Regions from separate parts of the Homo sapiens genome. Here region 1 is linked to region 2. Evidence: chromatin loops called from intact Hi-C (ENCODE). Cell type or tissue: endothelial cell of umbilical vein. All regions are shown on one strand. Each heading gives the region's core, and the rest is flanking DNA. Links, peaks and the distances in the headings are about the cores only. Region 1 overlaps DLGAP1 (DLG associated protein 1). Region 2 overlaps DLGAP1 (DLG associated protein 1).

The links. Peaks named below come from ENCODE experiments on the same cell type or tissue, not always from the same donor. Only the 100,000 strongest peaks of a DNase experiment are listed, where the experiment ranks them.
Region 1: it touches region 2 in a loop (9-fold over the local background); 1 of 110 quality-filtered maps calls a loop at or near these places.

Annotation. Positions count from the first base shown.
Region 1 is chr18:3,792,036-3,797,413 of GRCh38, reverse strand. The region is part of intron 5 of DLGAP1 (DLG associated protein 1); the gene reads left to right. Among named protein-coding and RNA genes, the nearest start is that of DLGAP1-AS3, 83 kb to the left of the region's middle. In endothelial cell of umbilical vein, for the core only: no CTCF peak of the experiment used is centred there; DNase peaks (open chromatin) are centred at 2,593 and 3,623; H3K27ac peaks cover 2,870 bases.
Region 2 is chr18:3,708,482-3,713,859 of GRCh38, reverse strand. All of the region lies in intron 7 of DLGAP1 (DLG associated protein 1), which reads left to right. Among named protein-coding and RNA genes, the nearest start is that of DLGAP1-AS6, 58 kb to the right of the region's middle. In endothelial cell of umbilical vein, for the core only: no CTCF peak of the experiment used is centred there; a DNase peak (open chromatin) is centred at 2,719; H3K27ac peaks cover 1,660 bases.

The sequences.
Region 1 (5,378 bases), core at 248-5,247, 83 kb before region 2:
GCTAGCAGATAGGGCCACCTCCTCACTGTCTTGACGTGGCAGACAGAGAGAGAGCTCTTGAGTGTTCTTCTTCTTTTTTTTTTTTTTTCCTGAGACAGTCTTGCTGTGTTGCCAGGCTGGAGTGCAGTGGCGCGATCCCGGCTCACTGCAACCTCTGCCTCCCGGGTTAAAGCAATTCCCCTGCCTCCTGAGTAGCTGGGACTACAGGTGTGCACCACCACGCCCAGCTAATTTTTTGTATTTTAGTAGAGTCAAGGTTTCACCATGTTAGCCAGGATGGTCTCGATCTCCTGACCTCGTGATCCACCTGCCTCAGCCTCCCAATGTGCTGGGATTACAGGCAGGAGCCACCGTGCCTGGCCTCCAGTGTCTCTTCTTATAAGAACACTATTCCCATCATGAAGTTCTCACCCTTGTGATCACATCTAAACCTAATTGCCTCCCAAAGGCCCCATCTCCAGATACCATCACACTGGGCATTAGGGCCTCAACATATGAATCAGGAGGAAAACAATTCAGTCCATAGCATCTGATACTATTTTCTATCTTTGAGTATAATAGCTCATGGAAGGGTCGTGATGCACCTCAGCCATGAAGAAGAAACTATGAGTAAATGCATTTTAAGTGATTAAAATATGAATTCTGAGCATTATTTTTACCAGCAATGTGCCTGCTGCTGGAATTTGCTTTGATAGCATGGTGAGGATCCGACAGTTTCCATCTCCTGCTGACTTCAGCTCTTAGCTCAGTGGCTAAGCGGCTGTTACTGACAGGTCTAGAGCATATTCGTGGATCGAGCTCACCTTACGTGTCTGCTTCCTCCTGGGCTGTCACTCAGCGCATGTTCCCTCTCTTTAGGGCCTCTTAAGAGAACACACTACCTGAATCCTACCAATGGAATGTTACAATTATTAGAAACATTTTTCATATACAGTACTCATGAAATCATTAAGTTTTCATGTAGTTTTTACAATTGTAAAAGTTTGTCATTTGTATCTCATTTGATTATTAAACAGCCCCTTTGTATACCGGAGAATCTGTTGCATTAATGACAGGTCATGGGCAGAACCAAAAGCCCAGGACTTCACACTCCACAACCAGAATGTTTTCCATAGTATTAAATGCCAGTGAGAAATGAGAAGAGAAGAGTTGTTCCCTCCAAATCTTCACTATGGAAGATTTCCCAGGACAATCTTGAGTCTACAGTTCTGAGTGCTTTGCCTGTCTTAATCACAAATTAATTTCTCTCTCTCTATGTCTGCATTAGAACCCAGAACAGAGATACAGAAGGGCGATATCAGTAATCAATGCTGGTGATAATGTTTGCTTGGGGCTGCTGGGGAAACCTGGCTACTAATTGGCAATAACTCAGTGGGCGATGTTGGTCCTTAACTCCTTAATCGTATTAGCCCTTTGACCATCGGATAGCATCTCTTTAAGACTGGCCCAATCCTGCGGCTCTGCTCATTCCACCTGCTCATTCCTCCCAGCACTGCCAGATGTCCAACGAGATCATACAATACAAGGATAACAAATTTTTTTGTGGGTTTTGGTTGGTATATATGAGGAGAACCTTTGTGTTTTATTTGGATAATTTGTATTCAACAAGCCCTGGAACCCTAAGAAAATAGGTGATGTGCCTATCTATCTATCTCCCGGTCTAGCTACCTGGGAGGCTGAGGTGGGAGGATCGCATGGGCCCAGGAGTTGGGAGTCCAGCCTGGACAACATAGTGAGACCCTCATCTCTAAAAATAAACAAACAAATAAATAATACAAGTAAATTTAAAAATAGAAAACAGGCCAGGCGCGGTGACTCATGCCTGTAATCCCAGCACTTTGGGAGGCCAAGGTGGGCAGATCACGAGGTCAAGAGATCGAGACCATCCTGGCCAACATGGTGAAACCCCGTCTCTACTAAAAATACAAAAATTAGCTGGGCGTGGTGGTGGGCGCCTGTAGTCCCAGCTACTCAGGAGGCTGAGGCAGGAGAATCGCTTGAACCCAGGGGGCGGAGGTTGCAGTGAGCCAAGATCATGCCACTGCACTCCAGCCTGGCAACAGAGAGAGACCCTGTCTCAAAAAAAAGAAAAGAGAAAAGAAAACAGATGAGGACAAGGGAGAAAATATATTTTTAAATAAGTGTTTAGCTTAGTTTCCAATAAGAAAATCTCTGTGTCTGTTTCAAGGAATTTGGGGGTTTCTTCCTGGCTTTTCATGACATCCATCTCCCCTGTCACTTAGGACACTCAGTGGGTGTCTCTGTGATCCTCTGGATCCTGGCTAGAATGAGTTATATATGTCCACGGAGTCTTACACTCATGCCAATTTGGAAGTAAGTGAGTAACTCACAAGGGAAATTGGCTTCAGTTACATTCTCCCTGACCAATAAATAAGTATTCATTGGATCGTTTGCATCTCTAAGATATTCCATATTCTTCAGGATGCTGACTCCATCACACAGGAATGAATGCCTAAGGCTTCGCAGTGGGAGATAAGTGGGAGAGAAGCTGCTTTGCAGAAGTCAGGCGTGGTGCGAGAGGAAACCAGTGACGCACTTTTTCTCCTCCATATGTTATCAGATTAGCCAGATCCTATGTGCTGAGAACTGGCAGAGCTTCCTCCGCTGCTGAATAGATTGAGCAGTAACTCCCAGCCACACAGCCACCTTGATAATTAGGTGACATTTCTGCCAACTTCTGCAATCTGCCCTCTAGGGGGGCAGTGGGCCAAGTCACACCTTTGTGGCTACGTATGGTCCCACATGAATGACTCAATCCCATTGTTTTATGTCAGCCTTTCCTGTCCCACACAAAAGCCCCGAGTGTGAGAAGCTCTCTTTATACATAGAGGAACCTTCCACCTTCAGCCCCATGGTCAGTGCTGACTGACAGCATCCTGGGTGGGTTCTCCACGGGACCCTTTCCAGGTGCCATTCCCCATTGCTATAGTCAAGTTCAACAAGGTAGTAAGAGCAAGACTTTGACACGGAGAGTTTTGAAGTCAGAAATAAATGAATCCATGCCTATAATTGAGATGGGCTTTGAACATGTATCACAATAATGCACACTGTCAGCTGCACTGAGTCTCTTCTGTATATGTTCTGTCCTAGCTAACAAGTTTCCTGCCTCATCACTGACCTCCAAGCTGTCACCTTCCATGCTGCCACAGTTAGAGAAGGGTTAAAGGAAGTTGTGCAGCCAAACAGGAGAGTCTGAGGGCAGGTGGAACTAAGAGACAACTGGGACCTAGCCAGCCAGGCCCTTCTTGACAAAGGAGAAGGGAGGAGACGTGCAGAGTTAGGAATGAAGCATTTAAGTATATGTGGTGTCCTCGTTCATTCATGGGTTCATTTGTTCAGCTGGTACTTAACCTTGCTGTGTACCAGGCACTGTGCTGGACACTGGGGATACCACAGTGAACAAAACAGGCAGTAGCCCCTGCCCTTACAGAGCTTGCATCCTAGTAGGGAAGACAAAAACCAGCAAGACAGATAAGTGACATAAAGAGCAAGGAAGACTAGGATAACGGCTAAGAAGGAAAAAGTTAAGCAGGAGGAGGTGCTGTTCAGAGAAAGTGATTACGAAAGGCCACACTCACAAGGGGATAGTGTCAGGGGGTCGCAGAGTGGGGCATGCAGCTGTGCAAGGGGAAAGTGAGTCAGACAGAAAGCAGCAAGTCCTGGAGGTGTGCCTGGTGTGCAGGAGGCCATGCAGGAGAGCAGGGGTGGCCACAGCAGAGAGCGCAAAGAGAGAGCTAGGCTCAAGAAGGCAGGAGGGAAGGGAGCCAGACAGCATGGGCCACGGGGAGCACTTCGAGTTGTACTCTAAGTGACATGGGACTCTAACAGCCTTGGGTGGAGGACCAGCACTTTAAGGGGATAAATCTGGCTGCTCTATCAAGAAGAAATTGGAAGGGGGAAGAATGGAAGTCAATACTTTGGGTTGTACTCTGAGTGACACGGGGACTCTGACAGCCTTGGGTGGAGGAGCAGCACTTCAAAGGAATAAATCTGGCTGCTCTATCGAGAAGAAATTGGAGGGAGGCAAGGATGGAAGTCAGGGAAAGCCACACAGCCCTCCGGGACAGTGAGAGTGAGAACAGGGTGGGGCAGTGGACAGGTATGTGCCCATCCTGAGGGCAGGGCTGGCAGGGTGCATTCACGGATCAGACATGGGCTGTGGAAGAAAACAGAGCTGGCCATTGGATCACATGGATGACTCTGGAGAGGCCATATGGAACCGTGGTGTGCTGAAACAGTCCTTCTCAGAGAGAGAGGGCAAGCAATTCATCTGCTAATTCCTCCTGGTCTCCTGCCTTTCATTGGTCGAGTCGTATTCCATGGGATATTAACAGCGCCGCACTTGTGAGCTGTGATACTTACTGAGGGCCTTGAGACTCCTAGTGAAAAAGCCTCCACAGGCCCAGCGGCTCAATGGGGTTGGGCAAACCCGTCCCTGAGGGAGGTCGAGACACCAGCAGTGCCGCAGGTGGAGGAAGAAGCACGGTGGCCAGGCTTCACAGATGGCAGCAGCATGAGCCATCCTGAGGCTGCTCTGTCCAGGAAGCAGGGCCAGAGTCCAAGGCTGAGGGGTCAGGCAGGACCAACAGGATCTGGAAGGTACATGCACAAGCCCCAGTACATTATTCCAGCAGTTCAGCTAACACAGGCTCAATCTGGGCTGACACAGGTGCCCAAAGAAGCTGGCCTGTATGGTGAGGTGTGGCCGCAGATGGTGGTGCCACACATTGTCAGGTTAGTGGGACCATCCCATTCCTTCTGGTCTGCAGTGGAGGCCAAGACAGCAAATGGAATTGCAGAGCTCAAGGTCCAAACTCCATGCAGAAGGGGTTGAGAGAAGGGAAGTAAGAGGTCAAAGTTTCCATCAAAGAGATCAGTATGACGCCAAGGCAGATGTCCCATCATAATATCTTTTTTTTTTTGAGATGGAGTCTCGCTGGAGTGCAGTGGTATGATCTTGGCTCACTGCTGCAATCTCTACCTCCTGGGTTCAAGCAGTTCTCCTGCCCCAGCCTCCCAAGTAGGTGGGATTACAGGCCATGCACCACCATGCCTGGCTAATTTTTGTGTTTTTAGTAGAGACAGGGTTTCACCATGTTGGCCAGGCTGGTCTTGAACTCCAGGCCTCAAGTGATCCATCTACCTCAGCCTCCCAAAGTGATGGGATTACAGGTGTGAGCCATCGTGCCCAGCCCCATCATAATATCTTAAGTACCCACAGCTGGAGTTAGGGAAGAGGGCTGCTGCCCTGCAGGCCCGTGAGTACACAGGGCCAGCTGGTTACAGGGCTGGGGCATAGGGCTTCTGCAGTGCGATGATACCAGGTTAGATGTGGCCTGGGGTAGGGCTCTAGCCAG
Region 2 (5,378 bases), core at 90-5,089:
ATTTCCCATATGTTCAAATGTGAGTACTCTGCACAGCAGTCCCACCGTGGACACCCACTGAACATCTGCAGTGCGCCAGGCTCTCCTGAGTGCTCTGTGTCATAAACATGTTTCTTTCTATCACACAAGTGTCACGCTTCATATCAGAGGAAGGACCACCAAATACTTATGATTACTGAAGATACAATCAAGTGGAAGACCTAAAGCAAATTCTGAAAATAGAAGTATAAGCAAAGGCATAATTCATCAATGTGCCGCTTATTGCTTCTGCCTCCACTGAGCATACTTCTATCTTATACCATATGCCTTAATTTGATCCCAAACAGCAATTTGCACATGCTCATTCTTCTAACTACTAACAAGCCACTGTAACATTTACTCATTTCCCCTTTTAGACTGAAGCCTCCCCCACATGCACAAATCTTTCCAATTACTGTAAAAACTTCAGTTATCTGAGCGATGTGTCCACAGGCCTTCAACGCCATCCATCTTGGATTGACCTTGTCCTCATTCTTATCATTCTTTGCTCCTAATCTCCTCAGTTGTGGGGTTAATATCTCTTTTGTAGATTATGGCACCAATTGCATGTTCTGGAAAAGGCAACTGGGAGTCCAATCAGTTGCAGCTGTGCAAACTGTAGCTCAGCTGATCCGGCTGTGAACAGCAGCAAAGAAGCAGGGAAACAGAGAAACGGTAGAATGGTCCTGAGTCCACACGAACCCAGGCTGTACTTGTTGGTGGTTCAGGGTCTATCCTGTGTATATAGATCTCCCAATAGTCTGCATCTGGTTTTTGCACCAAGGCAGGGTTTGATGAGGATTGATTGAAAAGAATAACAGCTTTAAAGGCCAGTACTAGAGCTTTTGCAAATATTCACTGTGTCCTGCCCCATCCTTCTGAACACATCTGAAGGATAACTCTGTAAAGGAAACAGTACCAGTAGAACAACTTCACTCCCACGAATTTGCCTTTCCAACTGGGTAAGTCAGTTAGGAGTGAATTGATTCCGCTTCTATCTTTTCGGTGCACTTGCTTAAACTTATAGTCCTGCTAGCTACAGAAAGTAGTAACTTAAGCACTTTAACTAAAACTTGTGATTGCCTCCTTCATTTTCCCATATGCACTGTGGGAAAGCCCCATGACGTCAGCTGCAATAAGCCAAGGAATGATTAGCAGGCCAGTTCTGTGGCTTGACAAGCTCCCCAGTAATTAGCCCCCTGACACCACTGCCATTTCACGCACCATATTGTCTCCCTGTAATGGGCCTGCTTAAAATCAGAGCTTATTCGCTACTTGGAGAAAATAACACTATGGGTCCCTATTAGCTCTTAATAACTGAGGTTAAATAATTCCATGAGGTGTTCTGTAAGGAGTGCCTTGTGGGAGTTAACAGGTACAGGTGAGAAGCATGAGCCCCAGGTGAGACTTTCCAGTGGGAAACCCTGGGTATCTAGGCCTCGGCCAAGTGCTACAGAGACCCTGCGTGCCCAGTAGGGAGGGTCAGGACAGAGACGGGTGAGCTGCTGGGAGTGCAAGCCCCGCGGCAAACGCTGCTCTTGCTCCCGAAGTCCACCCCTGCTCACTACCACACTGATGCTGGGCTGACCCCCACTACAGTCCAGGCTGTTTTCCACCTCTTCTAGAACACTCAAGAAATAAAGGTGGGGCTGCATTTCTCAAGGAGAATTGAGAAGGCAAAAAGTGCAGTGAGATCCCCACTCAGTAAGTGTGTGTTCTGGGTTTGCAGCCTCAGCCTTCAGGAGCAGAAAGAAAACCCAAACTTCTAGCCATTAACAGGCCATGCTCCCCCCATGCCACCCCACCGGGGTCAGTGTGATCGTCACAAAAATACCTCTAGCCAGAACCCAGGAATAGTTTGTTAGGACTCATGCCTCCTTATACATTTCTGTATGCCTCCCTTCCCACAGCCCATCCCCACACTCCCCATCCCTAAACCACAACCTCATACTCCGATGCATTTCTGTCTTCCTTTTTTTATTTTTTTCTTTTTCTTTCTTTTTGAGACAAGGTCTCACTCTGTTGCCCAGACTGGAGTGCAGTGGCATGATCATGGCTCACAACAGCCTTGATCTCCCGGGCTCAAGCAAGCCTCCCACCTGAGCCTCCCAAGTAGCTGGGACCACAGGTGGTGCCACTGAGCCAGCTAATATTTTAATTTTCTTTGTAGAGATGGAGCTTTGCTGTGTTGCCCAGGCTGGTCTCAGACTCCTGGGCTCAAGTGATCCTCCTGCCTCAGCCTCCCAAAGTGCCGGCATTAGAAGCATGAGCCACCACACCCGGCTGGATTTCTGTCTTATTCCTCACCACAGTCAACACAGCTGATGATCTGGGTGGGATACGTGAGCCACTTTTAGGTGATTGAAGTTGAAGTTGTCTCACCTAGGTGGGTATTTTTATTTTTTGTTTTACATTCTATTTTTGTTCCAATAGACTAATTGGGCATATACATTTTATAAACAGGTCGATTTACCTGGCTATTCTTTAACACAATTTTTATCATTCATAGTGATATGATCTGATTCACTTGCATGATGAAAGCATTGATCACTGGAGTCATTACAGAAGGGGCATCAAGCTGTAGCTTTTATTCTCTCCAGTTATCAAGTTCTTATCAGATTTAAATGCCTGAAACAACAAGGATATGCCCTTGGCTTTGTTTTTACTTCCCTTTGTGCTGCCCTCTTACACTCTGTGGCTGAGATCATCGTGTTTATAGCCAAGTCTCTGCCAGACCTTGCCCAGGGCGGCCCCTCCTGGCTCTCTGACTTCCTCTGTCGTGTTTCTGGACTCTTCTGTTGCAGACGCACTGGCCTTCTTCTTGCCCTCACTCCCGTGTTTCCCTAGCCCTGCCCTCTGACCTCTGTGTGCCACCTTCTCAGGAACACCTGTTACTTATTAGACACTCACCAGGGAACCATGACCCACACATGGAGAGCTCTGACCTTCTGGAACCCAGCGAGCTTGTTCCTGCCTTAGGGCTCTGGCGCTGCTTCCACCCACCCCCTACACCCGTGCCTGGAGTCCTTCCTCCACCTCCCAACTCCATGTTCACATCTCTGTCTCATGGCCACTTGGCTCTGCCCCAAGTCAATCTCTTGTCCTTTGCAATGCTTACTTTTTCTTCATGACACTTACTGCCACATGAAATTAAATATTCACTTGTGTATTTGTCATCTCAATTCCAGCCAAAAAATTTTTCTGTCTTGTTCACTACTATGCCTCCAGCTCTTAGAACAGTGACATCTATAGTGAATGCTTTAAAAATATATATGGAATAAATAAGTAAAAGAGGGCTGTGCTTTCCTCTCCACAGTCATTGACACCGTCCTTGACGGGAGCTTTTCTGGGAACAGTGGGGAGAACATTAGACCAGAGTCTTTAACCTTCTAAACCTATACCTCTTCTTGATAAACTAACAAACAAACAAAAATTCAAATTCATGTCCCTCTGCAGAGCCTGAAGCTGGGTGTGGAGGAGAAAGGGCGGGGGATGACGTAGGGCCCCTATCAAAAATCTGCAGGGGCAGGTGAGAATTTTTTATCACAAGGAGTCTTGAGTCCCAGCCCCTCAAATCATTTTCCCTAAATATTCCTTCCTTTTGGTAGGAGTAGGATAAGAGTGTGTGAGAAGTGTTCCGTTTTGGTAGCTTGTCTTTCCTAGTGTAAAATGAAAGACCATTGGGTATTTATGGAGAGAGCCCACTGCACAGAGAAGCATAAATCCATCCATGTCCCAAGCTATATGTGCTAAACGTAGCCACACAGGAAGAATCACTTCCTCCACTACAGAAAATAGCAGCTCCCTATTTTAAATGTGCTTCTCATTGGCTGTAGGAGTAGCAGTAATTCATCTTCTATAGACCTGAGTTTTAGTTTTGTGAACTGATGTATAAAGGAAACCAGGTTTGGGCCTGTCCTGGGCTCCTTAGATCTCAGAGGCAGGAGATCATACCCTTATGCCCATGCTGTCTACTTCTAATTCCAGTATTAACTGGGCATGGCAACGGTAGGAATGCAGAGAAAAGAGGAATATCAAGTATTATTGAATCCTTCAGTCCCGCAAACACTGAACACTTCTCTGTGCCAAACCCCGGGTGCAGGGCTGGGGGAAATCGTGCCTGCCCTGGAGGGGTTCACAGTCTTGCATGGAAACCTACTTTTTCCATTGACTTTTCATGTCAATACCATGTGCTAAATCTTCAATTTCTGCACTGCTGCTTTACAGTGAGTCTCTAGGACCCAGTGCAAATGTACATGTTCTGCACAGACTGAAAAAATGTTGAAAAGCCTGGTGTACTGTCTCCCTAAATGACCAAGGGATTGTATACAGTGGACATGTGCAATTACTTTCAACTCTACTGGTACGTTGTTGAGAACTCAACTTCAGGTCAAACATGCTAACAGTTCAGCTCACATTCGAACAAAGCTTATCAGATCAAAGGAGCTGGCACAATACTGCTCTGTGGTTTACTGGTGTATAGTGAAGCATTCTTAAAATACATTCTTCAGTCTTAGGAAGGCTCCTAAAGGGGTGTCTTCGGTAAATATTTGGAGGCAGATTGGGCCAGCACAGAGTGAAGGAAGGTGTGTAGGGGGTTGGAGTGCATGTCAGGTTGCACGGCAGCTTTCTCATTTTATTTAGGCCCAGGACTTGGGTTCTTCTATGTAGTTTTTCTTCATAGCACTTGCCATCATTTGCAAGTGTATATTTATAGGAGCACTTTGAAGGAAGGACTATGTTTTTTCCACGGTTGTATAACCAGTATCTGGCATATAATAAATACTCAGTAAATATTTGTTGAATAAATTAACTAAACAAATAGACTTTGTAAATTTTTTTCTGTCCCAGTCTTTTTGGAGAGTGGATTCAACCAAACTGTAGGCTTTTGAAGAGGTGTAAGGCATCTCAAAGGCAGACAGAGATTTCCCTGAAAAATCTGTTTTTAAAGAAACCTGGTCCTCTCTCCCTTCTTCCTTCCACCTAATGTGCACCTGGGAGAGAAGCTTCAGAAAGTCATATCTGAGTCACAATGAGGAGTCTCTTTACGCGTACTGTCAAGTACGCTCTTACAATTTATTTTCTCCAAGAAAAAGCTAATTCAGGTCCTTTTGTATCCTTTTCCTTCATTACCATTTCCAAGCTTTAGCTTACTTACGATTGTGCTTACTTAAGCTTTTAAATTCTTGTTGTAGAGTGTGCCCCAAAATTTAAAGCCACTTAAGTCCAGATGCCCATCGCAAACAGATTCCCTCATCCTCCACCCTTCCTGAAGGTGCTCTTGGAGAGGAAGAGGCAGGAAACGGAGCAGAAATGAGACACTTGTATTGTCCTTTGCAGGGAGCCTTGACAAGAAGCTG